Linked DNA regions of Homo sapiens: region 2 is linked to region 1. Evidence: read pairs that join two places in POLR2A ChIA-PET (ENCODE). Cell type or tissue: HepG2. All regions are shown on one strand. Links, peaks and the distances in the headings refer to the core of each region. The heading gives the core; the rest is flanking DNA.

Region 1 (9,305 bases), core at 480-8,479:
TTAGGTTGTTGCAAAAGTAATTGTGGTTTTGGACTGTGAATTTTAAATCATTATAACTAGGCTCAAACACATCTTTATTAATCAAAATAGGAACCATTACAATCAACACATTTTCGCCAATGAGAAATGTTTGTTCTTGTTGTGTAAAAATCCATGCTTTGGGATTTGACGAACTCTTGGAAAGAATGTTCTGCATCCTGCTGGTCATGGAAATGTTTTCTCTGCAAAACGTTGTCGAGATGCTTGAAGAAGTGGTAGTTGGTTGGTGAGAGGTTAGGTGAATATGGCGGGAGGGAAAACTTCATAGCCCAATTCGTTCACTTGTTGAAGCTTGGTTGTGTGATGTGCAGTTGGGTGTTGTTGTGGAGAATTGGGTCCTTTTTGTTGACCAATGCTGGTGTCAGGCGTTGCAGTTTTTGGTGCATCTCATTAAGATTGCTGAGCATACTTCTCAGATGTTATGCTTTCACTGGGGTTCAGAAAGCTGTAGTGGATCAGACTGACAGCAGACCACCAAACAGTGACCGTGACCTTTATTTGATGCAAGTTTGGCTTTGGGAAGTGCTTTGGAGCTTCTTCTCAGTCCAGCCACTGAGCTGGTTGTCACAGGTTGTCATATAAAGTCCACTTTTCCTTGCATGTCACAGTGTGATCGAGAAGTGGTTCATTGTTCTGTAGAATAAGAGAAGATGACACTTCAAAATGATGATTATTTGATTTTCACTCAGCTCATGAGGCACCCACTTAACGAGCTTTTTCACCTTTTCGATTTGCTTCAAATGCTGAATGACTGTAGGATGGTCGATGTTGAGTTCTTCGGCAACTTCTTGTGTAGTTCTAAGAGATGATTGCTCACAATTGGTCGTTGTGAACTTCCGATGGTCGGCCACTACACTCCTCACCTTCAAGGCTTGCCTCCTTTGCAAAACTTTTTGAACCACCACTGCACTGTACAGTTGTTAGCAGTTCCTCTCCAAATGCATTGTTGATGTTGTGAGTTGTCTCCTTTGCTTTACGACCCATTTTGAACTTATTCAAAAATTGCTCATATTTGCTTTTTATCTAACTTCATTCCCATAGTCTAAAACATAAACAGCAAGTAAATAAGTCTCTAGCCAAAAAACATAAAAAATGAACATTAAAATGATGTATAATATAATGACATTTATTTAAGAATGTATTCCAAGACCGGGCATAGTGGCTCATGCCTGTAATCCCAGCACTTTGGGAGGCTGAGGTGGGTGGATCACCAGAGTTCAGGAGTTCGAGACCAGCCTGACCAACATGGTGAAACCTTGTCTCTACTAAAAATACAAACTTAGCCAGGCATGGTGGCACACACCTGTAATCCCAGCTACTTGGGAGGCTGAGGCAGGAGAATCGCTTGAACCCAGGAGGCAGAGGTTGCAGTGAGCCGAGATCATGCCATTGCACTCCAGACTGGGCAACAAGAGCAAAGTCTGTCTCAAAAAAAAAAAAAAAAAGAATGTATTCCAATATCAGATGACAAATTCTAATCATGCAAACCACCGCAATTACGTTTGTACCAACCTAGTAGTACTGGAAGTCTTAACTATGGTAATTAGACAAGAAAAAGAAATAAAGGGTATCCAAATTGGAAAAGAAGTCAAATTATCCTTGTTTGCAGATGATTTGATCTTATATTTGGCAAAAGCTTAAAGACTTCACCAAAAAACTATTAGAACTGATAAATTTAGTAAAGTTGCAGGATCCAAAGTCAACACACAGAGATCAGTAGTGTTTCTGTATGCCAACAGTGAACAATCTGAAAAAATCAAAAAAGTAACCCCATTTACAGTAGCTGCAAATAAAATACCTAGGGATTAACCAAAGAGATGAAAGATCTCTCTAATGAAAACTATTAAACACTGATGCAAGAAATTGAAGAGGACATTAAAAAAATGAAAAGATATTTCATGTTCATGGATTGGAAAAATCACTATTAAAATGTCCATAGTACCCAAAGCAATCTACAGATTCAATACAATCCATATTCAAAATACCAATGACATTCTCCACAAAAATAGAAAAAACAATTCTAAAATTTACGTGGAACCACAGAGGACTCAGAATAGCCAAAGCTATCTTCAACATAAAGAAGAAAACTGGAGAAATGACATTACCTGACTTGAAATGATACTAGAAAGCTATGGTAACCAAAACAACATGGTACTGACATAAAAACAAACAGAGACCAATAGAACGGAATAGAGAACCCATTAATAAATCCATACATTTACAGTGAACTGGTTTTTGACAGAGGTGCCAAGAACATACTTTGGTAAAAGGACAGTCTGTACAATAAATGGTTCTCGGAAAACTGGAAATCTATATGCAGATATCTACATGCAGAAGAGTGAAACTAGATCCCTATCTCTTCCCATATACAAAAATCAAAAATGTATTAAAGATTTAAATCTTAAACTGCAAACTCTGAAACTACTAAAAGAAAACTTTGGGGAAACTTGCTAGGACATTGGTTTGGGCAAAAATTTCTTGAGCAATAAATACCCCACATGCAGAGGCAACCAAAGCAAAACTGGATCAAGGGGATCTTTTCTCACTTCCTTTTGTGTGTGTTTTTTAGAATTTTTTTTTGGTTGCTATGGGGATTACATGTAACATACTAAATTTATAACAGTCTAGTTTGAAATGGTACCAGTTTAACTTCTGTAGTATACAAAAACTTTATTCCTGTATAGCTCCATTTCCTTGATAAGTTGTTTTTGTGGCAGATTACATCTTTATTCATTGTGTGCTAAATATCATAGATTTATAATTTTTTAATGCTTTTGTCTTTTAAGTCATATAGGGAAAAAAGGTGGAGCTGAAAAACAAAAATAGAATAATACTGGCTGTGATATTTGTCCATATGGTTACCTTTGCTGGGGATCTTTATTTTTTATTTTTTGGATCTTCATTTTTTCAGATGGCCTTAAGTTTCTGTTTAGTGTCCTTTCATTTCAACTTGAAGATGCCTTTTAGGATTTGATGTAGAACATATGTAGTGGTGATGGACTCTGTCTGCTTTTTTTTTTTTTTTTCTTAATCTGAAAATGCCTCGATTTCAATTTCTCTTTCTTTCTCTTTTTTTTTTTTTTTTTTTTTTTTGAGTCAGAGTCTTGCTCTGTTTCCCGGGCTGGAGTGTAGTGGTGCAATCTTGGCTCACTGCAGTGTTGACCTCCTGGGCTCAAGCAATTTTCTTGCCTCATCCTCCTGAGTAGCTGGGACCACAGGTACATGTCACCATGCCCAGCTAACTTTTATGTGTTTTGCAGAGACAGAGTTTCGCCATGTTGCCCAGGCTGATCTCAAACTCCTGGGCTCAAGCAATCTCCCTACCTTGGCCTCCCAGAGTGTTGGGATTACAGGTGTGAGCCACTGCACCCAGCCTTTATTTTTTCCTCATTTTTGAAGGACAGTTATGCTCAAGATAGAATTCCGTATGTCATCCTACTCACTTCTGGACTCCACAGTTCTGATGAGATATGAGCTGTTCGTCTGATTCAGGATCTCCTGTATTTGACAAGTTGCTTTTCTCTTGCTGCTTTGAATATTATTTCTTTGCCATTGGCTTTGACAGTTTGGTTATCATGTGTCTCCATATGAACCTTTTTGAATTTAACCTGCTTAGAAGTCACGGAGCTTCTTGGATGTGTAGATTTGTATCTGTCATCACATTTGGGAAGTTTTGGTATGTTATTTCTTCTTTTTTTTTTTTTTTTTTTTTTTGAGACAGAGTCTCGTTCTGTTACCCAGGCTGAAGTGCAGGGCAGGATCTTGGCTCGCTGCAACCTCTGCCTCTTGGGTTCAAGTCATAACTGTGCCTCAGCCTCCCGAGTAGCTGGAACTACAGGCATGCACCACCACGCCAGCTGATTTTTGTATTTTTATTAGAGACGGGGTTTCACCATGTTGGCCAGGCTGGTCTCAAACTCCTAACCTCATGATCTGCCCGCCTTGGCCTCTCAAAGTGCTGGGATTACAGGCGTGAGCCATGGTGCCCGGCCTCTTCACATGTTCTTACTGCCCCCTTCTCTTCTAGAATTCCCATATTCATATATTGTTTCACCTTCACCTTTTTTTTTTTTTTTTTTTTGGTGACAGAGTGTTGCTCTGTCACCCAGCCTGGAGTGCAGTGGTGTGATTTCTGCTCACTGCAACCTCCACCTCCCAGGTTCACGCGATTCCTGTGCCTCAGCCTCCCAAGTAGCTGGGATTACAGGCACGTGCCATCACGCCCAGCTAATTTTTGTATTTTTAGTAGAGATGGGGTTTTGCCATGTTGGCCAGGCTGGTCTTGAACTCCTGACCTCAAATGATCCACCCACCTCAGCCTCCCAAAGTTCTGGGATTACAGGCATGAGCCACCGTGCCTGGCTATTTTCAGTGTTTTAATCTTGATGCTGCTTAGTGGGTCTGTTCAATTTGTGAAAATTCATTGAGTTCTATGCTTAGGTATGTGTACTTTTCTAAAATGAGTAATGTACTTCAGTAAAAGTTAAAAATCCTAGCTTAAAAGTTCAAATTTCATATTTAATTTATATTTCCTTTCCTTTGCCAGGTTTTGACTCGAAGAGACTTGCAGTAAGAAGGGGTGTGATCCTCTCTTTCTTTTCTCCTCTCCTCTGTTATCTGGTTTCTTTACTTTGGTGTCTTGTGGGAAGGAATAGGGAAATTGAAAAGTGTATGTGTTTCTCTTAATTGGTACTGATCAAATTCTTTCTTGATTGTTCTTTCTCTGGCTAAGACGGATTATTCATCCATACAGTGTAGCAGGCATCCAAATGCTGGTTCTCCCATGCAGCTGGTTGTAAGTTTTTTTGAGATAGGATCTTTCCCTCTCCACATTGTCTTCATAGAGGATATCCACTTTAGCTTGATGTCTTCCAAGGCCTCCTCAGTTCTCTCTACCTAGAGCTTCTTGCTGTGCTTGTCACCTTTGTGAGTGGCCAACCCTCTTTAATGGATTACCAGCATTAGTCCAAAGTCTGCTTCCTTCCCTGGTTTCTCCTTGATCCATAGGTACTGTTTCATCCTTGACATGCCAAATAGTGCAAATACAAGCTGTTCCCTTGCTACCTTCTGTTTTTGCATTAAGTTCTATTTCCTGTTCCCCGTCTCACTGCTCAGTCCTGCTACAGTTAGGTGCCTGGACACATCAATTGTTTGATTCAGTGCCACAATATCCTCCTTTATCCTTTTATTCACTTACCACCATGTTTTGAAATTGTCTTTTTCTTCTTTTCAGGTATTTTTCTTCACCAACTTCACTCTTCTTTTTATGTTTGGGCATTTGTAAATCATGTTTTGGATAGTCACCACCAACCAATATTAGTACTTACCCATTTTTTTGAACTCACTAATCACAATATATAACTGTATAGAATTTTTTTCTTTTTTTTTTTTTTAATCTTAGAGAACTGGAAATTTCCTCCTTTTTTGCCCCTTGTGGCTTTTAGTATTGCTATGGTGCCAGTTACTTGAAGCTTGTTTTTCAAATGGCAGGTGACATGGGGTCAGTTATTCTCTTTTTTTTTTTTTTTTGAGACGGAGTCTCGCTCTGTTGCTCAGGCTGGAGTGCAGTGACATGATCTTGGATCACTGCAACCTCTGCCTCCTGGGTTCAAGCAATTCTCTGTCTCAGCCTCCCGAGTAAGCCGGGGTTACAGGTGCCTGCCACCACGCCTGGCTAATTTTTGTATTTTTAGTAGAGACAGGGTTTCATCATCTTGACCAGGCTGGTCTTGAACTCCCGACCTCATGATCCACCTGCCTCAGACTCCTAAAGTGCTGGGATTACAGGTGTGAGCTACTGTACCCGGCCCAGTTATTCTCTAATGGTTCTTGTCTCTGTACTGTCTAGATCAGTTTGATGTGTTACTTATCTGTATTTGTTACAGCTTCCTTCATTGACATATAATAGATATACCTCATCGGGCTGATTTTTTTCGAAAGTTTCTTATTTATTATAATACTCCTGATTAGGTGGGTGTTGGCTTAAAAATGTCTACATGTTGATGATATTATTGGACACTGCTTACTGAATGAGGAGAAAGAGGTGTTGGAGTGGAATGGGAAGGTTCTGTCAATGTTTTGTATTGCCTGTATTTTCTGATAGTACTTTTATACTTTGAAAACCTGTATTTAGCTCCTCTTATAGGCATATAAAGAAAGCTCTAATATTAATTTTAGCATTAATTGAATGTTAGAGATATTTCTGACTTTATATGCCAGGTAAAGTCTACCATTTAATGATTTTTTTTAAACTAAAATATGCTTTTCTTTATTGGATATAGGAAGGGTATGAATAAAAGGATAAACATAAATAAACTTAACTAAGAAGTGTACTCATTATGAATACTATATCCTGTCAAAATGTCTGTCATCCCATGACCTTTCTCACCTATTTTTCCTTTGGCATTTTAATAATCAATATCCTGTGTCCTTTACAGCATACCTAGCTTTTACTAAGAAATATGTTTCTGGTTTTAGCTATGGAGGGGGAAGTATAATATTTTGGCACTTTTAAATTGTAGTGAATGCTGTAGAGATGTTTAATATAAAGTTTTTATACTTCAGAGGAGATATTAAAGACTCATGTTTTACTCTTTTTCTCTTTGAAGGATGTAGTAACTGGAGTTAGTCCCCTGCTCTTCAGGAAACTCAGTAATCCTGACATATTTTCATCCACTGGAAAAGTTAAACTTCAGCGACAACTGAGTCAGGATGATTGTAAGTTATGGAGAGGAAACCTGGCCAGCTCTCTATCGGGTAAATATCTGATTTTGTTGTTTTAAGAAATGTGGGACCATGTGGTCAATATTTAAGTGTATATTAATTGAATTGGCATCTTGACAGTTTCTTCTCTGGTAGTAGTCTTGTATAGAACATTTATGGTAAGGCTGTCTTCCTCTCCTTACTTCTTCCTCATGGAATCTCTGATTGCTAACCTGTAGGACCTGATAGATATTTCTTGGTTGATCACCACTAGTGGTCACTCTCTCTTACTCTGATTTTTGCTCTCTGCCTATTTCTGTAAACTTTATATTCTTTGCTTCTGTAGATTTTCTTTTTTCCTTCATTCTCAAAACCTAAAACTCATAGTGGCCTCTACCGCCTTCAAAGAAAAGACTTAAAAAATTCAGGGGGAAAAAATTATACGAAGAAGTCACAGTACAAAAGGAAGCAATTACATTGTACATTGTGGCATAATTCTTTTCTTTCCTTTTTTTTTGAGATGGAGTTTCGCTCCGTAGCCCAGGCTGGAGTGCAGTGGTGTGATCTCGGCTCACTGCAAGCTCCGCCTCCCGGATTCATGCCATTCTCCTGCCTCAGCCTCCCGAGTAGCTGGGACTACAGGCATCCGCCACCATGCCTGTCTAATTTTTTGTATTTTTAGTAGAGACGGGGTTTCACTGTGTTAGCCAGGATGGTCTCGATCTCCTGAGCTTGTGATCCGCCTGCCTCAGCCTCCCATAGTGCTGGGATTACAGGCGTGAGCCACCGCGCCCAGCCTCTTATATTTAAATTTTTATTTTTGCTGGTCATATATTTAGTTACATAGAGCCATTTCTTGTTTGGTTTTTCATAACATTCTCCTCTTTTTTTAAAAGGATGCGATTATCTTCTCTTTTTTTTTTTGAGACAGAGTCTCACTTTACTGCCCAGGCTGGAGTTTAGTGGCATGATGTCTGCTCACTGCAACCTCTACCTCCCAGGTTCAAGTGATTCTCCTGCTTCAGCCTCCTGAGTAGCTGGGATCACAGGTGCGCACCACCATGCCTGGCTAATTTTTTTATTTTTGGTAGAGACAGGGTTTCACCATGTTGGCCAGGCTGCTCTTGAACTCCTCACTTCAGGTGATCCGCCTGCCTTGGCCTCCCAAAGTGCTGGGATTACATATGGGAGGTGAGCCACCACGCCTGCCTGGGATGTGATTATCTTCTGATTGTCATGAGTAAATTAGATTTTTTATTTAAAAATGTGGCTGGGTGTGGTGGCTCACGCCCGTAATCACAGCACTTTGGGAGACCAAGGCAGGCAGATCACCTGAGGTCAGGAGTTCAAGACCAGCCTGGCCAACATGGCAAAACCCCGTCTCTACTAAAAATACAAAGATTAGCCGGGCATGGTGATATGTGTCTGTGATCCCAGCCACTCCGGAGGCTGAGGCACAAGAATCGCTTGAACCTGGGAGGTGGAGGCTGAGTGAGCATCATTACACTCCAGCTGGGGCGACAGAGCGAAACTCTGTCTCCAAAACAAAGCCAAACAAAAAAAAAGTAAAGTTTTCTTACCTGGATCAGCTCTTTCTTTTGAGCATCTAACAACCAGAATATTCAGTGTTTTGTTCTAAAATGCTAAATCCCTTTTATCCTGTGAGGTAATTGCATGGCTGCCGGGTACATTGTTGAAATGTGGTTGTGTTTGACTGTTCTTTCTATGGAATTTTCCATTTATCTGATTGCAGCTCGTGTCTTACTTTATGACTTTTGGGGTGCTTTTCATTTCTGAGTGCTTAGTCTAAGAGTTTGCAGGGCAGATGATACCTCACTTTTTTTTGAGACAGGGTCTCCTCTGTCGCCCAGGCTGGAGTGCAGTGGTGTGATCTCAGCTCACTGCAACCTCTGCCTTCTGGGCTCAAGTGATCCTCCCACCTCAGTCTCTTAAGTAGGTAGGACTACAGGTGTGCACCACCACACCCAGCTAATTTTTGTATTTTTAGTAGAGAGGGGGTTTCGCCATGTTGCCCAGGCTAGTCTTGAACTCCTGAGCTCAAGCAGTCCTTCCTTGGCCTCCCAAAGAGCTGGGATTATAGACCTGAGCAACCAGGCCAGGCCAGATACTCCACTTAATTGCAATCCCCTCCATGCTTACTATAGCTTATACCTTTCTTTGCCCAGTTGCATTGGTTACAGTCCATCTATCTGCTTTAGATTTCCCCACAGTTTTTTCACCCCCTCATTATCAGTGTCTGGCTGTTTCTGTCATTATGGCCTTTGTTTGCTTACTTTTTATTTTTATTTATTTATTTATTTTTGACGGAGTCTTACTCTGTCACCAGGCTGGAATGCAGTGGCGCGATCTCGGCTCACTGAAACCTCCGCCTTCCTGGTTCAAGCGATTCTCCTGCCTCAGCCTCCCAAGTAGCTGGGACTACAGGTGCCATGCCACCACACCCAGCTAATTTTTGTATTTTTAGTAGAGACGGGGTTTCACTATGTTGGCCAGAATGGTCTCAATCTCTTGACCTCGTGATCCGCCTGCCTCGGCCTCCCAAA
Region 2 (9,305 bases), core at 875-8,874, 120 kb before region 1:
AAGTCTACTGAGACAAAGACAAGTAAACACACAATTTTAATTCACTGTGAGAAGAATTATGATGGAAGTGTGCACAGGGTGCTTACTATAGGAGCATTAAATCAGACCGTAGAAGGGTAAAGGAAAGCTTTAAGTTGAATTTTGAATGTTGAGGTAAGTTTCCTAGATAGGAAAGTAGTAAGAGCTAGAATTCTAGGCAGAGCATACACAAAGGTGTGGAACTGTGAAAAGTATGTGGTGTTCATAAAACTAAGTTGGAAGGTAGATTTATTTTCTCCATATAAAAACAGCATTCCCACGGTAATTAGTGCTGCTGCTTTTGCTATTTATAAATAAAAGAGGCAGTTTAGAAGGCCAAATTCTGAAGATCTAGTCTTTACCTGCTCCTCTTTCAGATATTTTTCTCATGGAATAAGATTAAGTGGTAGGTTGAAATATATCACTAGTTTGTGTTCAGTGGTTTCTTTTGTACATTGTATAGCCATTTAATACTCTTACCAGCAATAATATCACTTCAGAGTTATTAGTTCATCCTTTCTGTATAGTTTGATGTGGTAATGGAAAGCAGATCTTTTTTGTTTGCTCCTTTCAAACAATCCCCATTATTTCATACTGGGATTGACTAAAATCTGATGATACATATATATATTTTTAATTTTGTCTTTTGGTTCTATTTTCTTTGTAGATACTGAAGTACTCTTTCCCAGTGGGACTAAGAACCAGCAGAACAGATATACTTTCTCTCAAGATGTCTCTCCAGCAAAACTTTTCCCCATGTCCAAGGCCTTGGCTTTCCTCATCATTTCCAGCGTATATGAGCAAGACACAGTGCTATCATACATCCCCCTGCAGCTTTAAAAAGCAGCAGAAGCAAGCACTTCTAGCCAGACCCTCAAGCACCATCACTTACCTAACTGACAGCCCAAAGCCAGCATTATGTGTAACTCTGGCAGGACTAATCCCCTTCGTTGCTCCACCACTGGTCATGCTGATGACAAAAACTTATATTCCCATATTAGCTTTTACTCAGATGGCTTATGGAGCCAGTTTCCTATCTTTCTTGGGTGGGATCAGATGGGGTTTTGCTCTACCAGAAGGTAGTCCAGCCAAACCAGACTACCTTAATTTAGCTAGCAGTGCAGCTCCTCTTTTCTTTTCATGGTTTGCCTTCCTTATTTCTGAAAGACTTAGTGAAGCCATAGTCACAGTAATAATGGGTATGGGAGTAGCATTCCACCTTGAACTTTTTCTCTTACCACATTATCCCAACTGGTTTAAAGCCCTGAGGATAGTAGTCACTTTATTGGCCACTTTTTCATTTATAATCACTTTAGTAGTTAAAAGTAGTTTTCCAGAAAAAGGACATAAGAGACCTGGTCAAGTATAAAAAATATAAAAGTCTGGGAAGTGAGGAGCACCTCTGCCCAGCTGCTGCCCCGTCTGGGAAGTGAGGAGCGCCTCTGCCTGGCCGCCTGACCATCTGGGAAGTGTGACAAGCGCCTCTGCCCGGCCGCTGTGCAACCTTCCACGTGTGAAGTGACAGCCTTGTGTGTGATCTTTTCTGTCTTCCCCAAGTTTGCATTTTCGACATTAAAGTTTACTTTTTAGTTAAAAGTTTTAAAAATATATATATATAAATACACTGTAGATAACATTTGTATGCCAGCTACACCTTTTTCTACTTCTGTTTGGCTTTTTTTCCCCACACCAATGGTAATTTATCTTCACAGATTGTTCTTCATTTCTAGAAATTGTTACTTCATGGTAATTACTTGAGCAAAAGCTTGAAAATCCCTGACAAGTACTTTTCATCTCATAGTATATTAGTTTTCACTCAGTCATTTTATGAATAATATAGTTATCCACTTAAACATTTCAATATTTTAACCATCTTGAAAATTAAAGATTAAAAATCCCCTTTGTTAGAGTCTTGTGATCATTGAAAAGAATGCACATATTCTCCCACTTCAAGCGGAAAACCTCGTATCTGTGAGTATCTGAAAAGAAAAGGTAGTTCCATTGAGTTTTCACAGGAGTTACCACTGGGAAAGGCATGTCCAAACTTATTTCACATGGTATAACCCAATTATATGAGCTAAAAGGATCTATGGCTCTAAAGTCAGTAGGGAGCAGTGTCATGAGGGAAAGCCACATTCAAAGGTAAGTTGGACATGTTTTCCAGTTTTTATTAGGATATTTGGCATGGTACAGATAACAACTTGTCCCTTACCACCAAACACATAATAGCTGGTCAAAATGATTATTTTCAAAGGAAACTATTTAAAATAAAGCCACTAGTACATATAAATTAGGAAAGAAAAGTCAAGCTGGAGCCATCTTGATATTCTAATGAGCAGGCCTATCTAGTTCTACATCTTTTTTTTTGAGATGGAGTTTCATTCTGTCGCCTAGGCTGGAGTGCAGTGGCACGATCTTGGCTCACCGCAACCTCCACCTCCCGAGTTCAAGCGATTCTCCTGCCTCAGCATCTCTAGAGTAGCTGGGATTATAGGCACGTGCCACCATGCCCAACTAATTTTTTGGTGTGTATTTTTAGTAGAGGTGGCATTTCACCATGTTGGACAGGCTGGTCTAGTTCTACATCTTTTAAATCACAGAGAAGCTTTTAGCTTTGGTGTGTTTTTGTTTTTGTTTTGTTTTGTTTAAACGCAGGGTCTCACTCTTGCTCAGGCCAGAGTGTAGTGGTGTGGTCATGGCTCACTGCAGCCTCGACCTCCTGGGCTCAAGCAATTCTCCCACCTCAGCCTCCTGAGTAGCTGGGACTACAGTTGTGCACCACTATGCCAAGCTAATTTTTTAATTTTTTGTAGAGACAGGGTCTCCCTATGTTGCCCAGGCTGGTCTTGAACTGAGCTCAAGCAATCCTCCTGCCTAGGCTCCCAAAGTGTTAGGATTGCAGGCGTGAGCCACTGCACCCAGTGCAGAAGCTTTCTTAAAACAGCAAAAGCAACACCTTAGATTTTCACTTGAAAACGTAGTCTCTAATCACTCTACTTAAGGTGGAGAAAAAAAGAATTAACAGAAAACCTAGTTTTCTGAAATTCCTAGTCTCACCAAAAAGGAAAAACATTAAAAATGGTCTAAGGATTAAAAATGGTCTAAGGATATAGATCAGGATATAGTATAACCTGGAATTTTTTTTTTTTTTAGATGGAGTTTCACTCTTGTTGCCCAGGCTGGAGTGCAATGGCGCTATCTCGGCTCACCGCAACCTCCGCCTCCCGTGTTGAAGCGATTCTCCTGCCTCAGCCTCCCGAGTACCTGGGATTACAGGCATGCGCCACCATGCCCAGCTAATTTTGTATTTTTAGTAGAGACAGGGTTTCTCCATGTTGGTCAGGCTGGTCTCAAACTCCCAACTTCAGGTGACCCACCCACCTTGGCCTCCCAAAATTCTGGGATTACAGACATGAGCCACCGTGCCCGGCCTGTATATTTTTTAGAGATGATGTTTCCACTCAGTCTCAATCTGATTCTACTCAGATTGTTTTGATAAGGAAACTCACTTCTTTGTTATTAAATTGCATGAATGCTATACAAATTTAAGACTTTTCCATAATCTGAATTAAATGAATTATTTTCCAGAATAGAGGCAAATCATATTTTTAGGCTAATTGCCTAATTTTACTTAAAAATGCTATTTTTCCAGGTGAATTACAGTGTATGCTTCTTTAAGAAAACTGATTTTTAAGTACATTTGATTAAGTACATTGGCAGGATACTTAGAAGCATATCGGATTGTTAAACATTTTGGAGGTAGATCACTTTAATCATTTCTCAAAAAACAGAATTAAATGTAAAATGAAATGTGCAAGTCCTTAAAGTTAAAACAAAACCAACTAAAAAACTTGTGCAATCCTACTACAGTTTGGTAACCCAGAATGCCACTGATAAAGTAATACAAAGAAACAAAAAAACTAGATACTTTATTAGTACATTCTTTTAAAAACAATCTTGTTAGCCTGGTGAGGTGGCTCATGCCTGTAATCCCAGCACTTTGGGAGGCCAAGGCAGGCAGATCACCTGAGGTCGGGAGTTCGAGTCAAGCGTGACCAAGATGGAGAAACCCCACCTCTACAAAAAATACAAAATTAGCTGGGCCTCGTGGTTCATGCCTGCAATCCCAGCTACTCAGGAGACTGAGGCGGGAGAATCGCTTGAACCCGGGCGGCAAAGGTTGCGGTGAGCCAAGATCATGCTATTGCACTCCAGTCTGGGCAACAAGAGCGAAACTCCATCTCAAAACAAAAACAAAAACAAAACCAATCTTGTCATTACCTAGGAATAATAAGCATATTTACAGTCACCTATTTTCAGGGATCTTCGGGACCTGTTAAAACACTGACTGCCTTGACATTACATTTCTGCCACAGCTGTGCAAAGCACACCCCTTCAAAGTGTCATTTTCAGTTGCTACTAGACAATGAGAAATTAGTTGTAGAAGTATTTTGTAAATCTGTTTTGAATCAGAATACAGATTCTCTGTAACTAGAAATAGTAAAGGCACATGAGTTATAGCTTAGTCTATAAATTATCTTTATTCTTTGACATCTTACAGATCTCTACACAGACATCTGTGACCCTTCAGACGTTCAGGATGCCCCAGAGAAGGGAACATAGAGCTTCCTGTCTGCATTACATAAACTTTTCCTAATAAATGCATATGGTTAAGTTATAAGGAAGGTATAGTTGTAGACTAAACCAAATATTTTTTGTTTTATTTTTTTTTGAGACAAAGTCTTGCTCTATGGCCCAGGCTAGAACACAGTGGTATGATCTCAGCTCACTACAACCTCCACCTCCTGGATTCAAGTGATTCTCCTGCCTCAGCCTCCTCAGCAGCTGGGATTACAGGCATGTACCACCACCTGCTGCCAATTTTTTGTATTTTTAGTAGAGACGGGGTTTCACCATGTTGGCAAGACTGGTCTTGAACTCCTGACCTCAAGTGATCTGCCCACCTCAGTCTCCCAAAGTGCTAGGATTACAGGCATAAGCCACGGTGCCCGGCCTAAACCAAATAATTTGGATATGAGTGCTACCTAATTCATTAATGCAATTAAAAGTTTTCTATCTAAATAAGTTGATGATGCTTATAGTAATATACTGAAGGACCTTAGCAAAGAAATGGGAAATCGGCAGAGTGCGGTGGCTCACACCTATAGTCCCAGCACTTTGGGAGGCCAAGGTGGGCAGATCACAAGGTCAGGAGTTCAACACCAGCCTGGCCAACATGGTGAAACTCCGTCTCTACTAAAGATACAAAAAATTAGCCAGGCATGGTGGCTCACGTCTGTAATCCCAGTTACTCGGGAGGCTGAGGCGGGAGAATCGTTTGAACCAGGGAGGCAGAGGTTGCAGTGAGCTGAGATCACACCATTGCACTCCAGCCTGAGTGACAGGGCAAGACTCCATCTAAAAAAAAAAAAAAGAAACGGGAAATCAAATCCTTAAGTCAACTAGTTAAATTTTACTGTATGCAGCCGGGCACGCTGGCCCATGCCTGTAATCCCAGCACTTCAGGAGGCCAAGGCAGGTGGATCACCTGAGGTCAGGAGTTCGAGACCAGCCTGGCCAACATGGTGAAACCCCATACAGAAAAATTAGCTAGGCATGGTGGTGGGCGCCTGTAATCCCAGCTACTTGGGAGGCTGAGGCAGGAGAATCGCTTGAATCCGGGAGGCGGAGGTTGCAGTGAGCCGAGATCACGCCTTTGCACTCCAGCCTGGGCAACAAGAGCAAAATTCCATCTCAAAAAAAAATTTTTTTTACTGTATGCAAGACCTTTAATATATATTGCTCCAACTGGCCAGTAGAAATAACTTAAAAGTAACCGCATCATACACCCAGTAAATCTTTCTCTTAGAAATGAACAGAGAACAATTCTTTAGAATGCTTCTCAGGGAGAAAATGAGAAGTTTTGAGAAGCAGTTTTGTTTGGGTCAAGGGGTACTTTCAAATTACACTTATGAGTCAGTATCTATAAAAAGTTTCAGAAGTACCTACAATTTAGCCCTCTACATCCAAGCAGTAGCTTTGCAGTATGCTCTTACTTAGGTTTGCCCAAGTACAAATAAATTTTACAAAGCTTGATAATCTAATAAAATTCCCTCTTCCTAAAGCCAAACAGATAATTTTGGTGACAACAATCTAGCAAAAAAGGAAGAATTTTTTTTTCTTTTTTTTTTTTTTTTTTTGAGACAGGTTCTCATGCTGTCACCCAGGCCGGTGTGCAGTGGCACAATCTTGGCTCACTGCAGCCTTGACCTCCTGGGCTCAAGTGATCCTGCAACCTCAGCCTCCCAAGCAGATGGGACCACAGGTACAAGCCACAACGCCCGGCTAATTTTTATATATTTTTTGGTAGAGACGGAGTCTCATCACGTTGCCCAGGCTAGTCTCGAACTCCTGAGTTCAAGCCATCTTCCCGTCTCACCTCGGCCTCTCAAAGTGCTGGGATTACAGGTGTGAGCCACCATGCCCAGCCTAAAAAAGGGAGAAATTTCTAGGTGCATACTGCCTGCTGGACTGTATAGCCCATTACAACATCTGGTCACTAAGAACCTCCTATTAATTCCTTACTTGCATTCTCAGGATCAAGACAAAAAATATGAGCAAGCAAAAACTTATCATCAAGCAAAAAGGTATCTATCTATTAAAATAGCTAGATATTTCCCAAACACCCCTCCTAGGATATCTGCTGCCAATAAAAAGTTTGGGGCTAGTGAAAACTCTTGGCATTAAATAAAAGTAGGAATCTATTTCATTGGCTTTCTCTGTGGCTCAAACTATGGCCATGGAAAATTATGCTCTGGATATAATTGTGAATATAGAGGTCTTTAAACTGTGTCATTGACACTATTCCTATATCACATAAAGTTTTATGTTACAATTTATACTGCACTGGAGAAGTAGCTAAAGGGACTATTTGCCAGGAAGCTTCTAGTAAATAATTTCTACAAATTTGTAAAATAGGAGTTGTCTACACTTAAACTGGAGAATTCTACAGCATAAATGGCATTTCTATTATTAGTAAACCTGGCAAATCTGTGTGAGCTCTTTATTAATTGGGATATATTCCATATCCATTCTCACTCATATTTTTAGAAAAATCATTCTTGAGTTTATTTTTTTTCTTTAAGAGACAGGATCTCATTCTGTTGCCCAGAGTGGAGTGCAGTGGCATGATCGTAGCTTACTACAACCTCAAATTCCTGGGCTCAAGTGATCCTTCTGCCTCAGCCTTCCAAAGTGCTGGGATTATAGGCATGAGGCCACTGCGCCCAGCCTCGTTAGTCATTTATCTACCAAATACATGGAAAACTCACAGAATCAGAGGGTCTTATCACCAAATCTATGTTTGCTTTGCAAAAGGTCAGGTCCTGCATTTTCAAAATGTTCCTTGTGCTCTGTTATGCTTTATATTTCATAGCACAGCAACGCCCCCTTCACAACGACTGGTGATCATGTTACCAATTTCTGTCCATGTATCTGAATGAGGGTTATAAACTTCAACTGAGTCCAAGGTACCTGGAGCCAAAAAATCATGGCTGGAAGATCGACCTCCAGAAACATACAGAAGACCATTGACTGCCACAACACACATGCCTGCTCTAGGCACTTTCATTGAGGCAACTTCAACCCACTTTTCCTGGTTAAGAGAGAAAAAAAAAATATGTTAGCAGTGTTATGAAATGATAGTAAAGAAATCCACTGAGAAATTCGATATCCCAGTTCTTTTTACATGTTTAAATGTAAAACTATCTAGTCAGGTAAGCATACAGATTTTTTTTTCTTTTTTTTGCTTTGTTTTTTCCTTGGAGACAGGGTCTCGCTCTGTCACCCAGGCTGGAATGCACAGCAACGATCTCGGCTCAGCGCAGCCTCAACCTCCCAGACTCAAGAGCTCCTCTTGCCTCAGCCTCCTGAGTAGGTAGGACTACAGGTGTACACCACCACACCTAGCTAATTTTTCTATTGTAGAGATGGAATTTCACCATGTTGTCCAGGATGGTCTTAAACTCCTAAACTCAAGTGATTGTCCCACCTCAGCCTCCCACAGTGCTAGGATTACAGGTGTAAGCCACAGCACCCGGCCCAGAATATTTTAAAATAAACTTGAAGTGGGCATGAACAAAGTAAATTTAGAGGAATATAATTTTTTAAAAGGTCTGATTATAAAACATGATCAGGAAATGACCTAGAACTCATACACAGGACAACATTCTAAGAAACAAAGTCTATGGAATACAAGTAGGTAATACACTCAAAAATAAGCAAATAAAAACAAAAGAACCACAAAGCTCCAAGGAGAAAGAAGCTTATAAACCAAAGGATTTTTTAAAAGCCTTTAGTATTTTAATGAGTCTTAAAAATGTCCAAGAGAATGACACAGCATGGAACACCTGACAAATTTATTTGACCATGGAATCCTTTTTACAAGGAGCATCCAGTGGAGTTAGTAATCTGCAGAACATATTTTCAAAAAGGTGGGCTAACCAGGGGTTGGGAACTATAGTCTACTTTGGTATAGCCTGAGAACAAACAATGATTTTCCCATATTAAAAGGTATTTTTTAAAAAAAGACAAAGCATATATCAAAAAAGGATATTGTGTATGGCCCACAGGCCAAAAATATTTACTATCTGGGCTTTTACACAAAAAGTTTGCTAACTCCTGTTATACATCATTCCCTGAAGAAATTTCAATGTGCTGCTATAGCCAAAATGACTAGTAGTGTCTTACTTTTTTTTTTGTTTTTTTTTGAGACGGAGTCTCGCTCTTGTTGCCCAGGCTGGAGTGCAATGGTGTGATCTTGGCTCACTGCAACCTCTGTCTCCCAGGTTCAAGCGATTCTCCTGCCTCAGCCTCCTGAGTAGCTGGGATTACAGGAACCCGCCACCACGCCTGGCTAATTTTTAGTATTTTTGGTAGAGACAGTTTCACCGTGTTGGCCAGGCTGGTCTCAAACTCCTGACCTCAAGTGATCCACCCGCCTTGGCCTCCCAAAGTGCTGGGATTACAGGCGTGAGCCACCGCACCCAGCGACTAGTAGTGTCTTACTTGAGGGAAAACGTCCATACTCAGAAAACAAGAAAGCTACTAAAGGTCCTAAGAAGTAATTAGGAGAGCAAAGAGCAAGTGGCCAGGTAATGGGAGAACAGATTATCAATCTTTAAATAAAGCATATGATGAACAAAGTTTTTTTAATCATAAATAGTGAAGACTGATTATTCATCAATGCTAGAAAGTAAATTTTTGAGGACAGGGACTTGAGCTTCTCA

Evidence for each region. ChIA-PET counts read pairs that join two places held together with the same protein. Peaks named below come from ENCODE experiments on the same cell type or tissue, not always from the same donor. Only the 100,000 strongest peaks of a DNase experiment are listed, where the experiment ranks them.
Region 2: POLR2A ChIA-PET joins it to region 1 with 10 read pairs; 8 of 35 experiments call an interaction of 5 or more read pairs at or near these places.

The regions. Positions count from the first base shown.
Region 1 is chr1:45,817,786-45,827,090 of GRCh38, forward strand. MAST2 (microtubule associated serine/threonine kinase 2) reads left to right here. Exons shown (of 29, transcript NM_015112.3): 2 at 6,648-6,795. Among named protein-coding and RNA genes, the nearest start is that of MAST2, 19 kb to the left of the region's middle. RefSeq lists a silencer at 4,659-4,859. In HepG2, for the core only: a CTCF peak has its summit at 7,021; a DNase peak (open chromatin) is centred at 5,046.
Region 2 is chr1:45,692,519-45,701,823 of GRCh38, forward strand. TMEM69 (transmembrane protein 69) reads left to right here. Exons shown (of 3, transcript NM_016486.4): 3 at 686-1,918. The coding sequence ends at 1,387. It overlaps IPP (intracisternal A particle-promoted polypeptide), which reads right to left. Exons shown (of 9, transcript NM_005897.3): 9 at 6,193-7,672. The coding sequence ends at 7,448. Among named protein-coding and RNA genes, the nearest start is that of TMEM69, 9.0 kb to the left of the region's middle. In HepG2, for the core only: no CTCF peak of the experiment used is centred there; no DNase peak of the experiment used is centred there.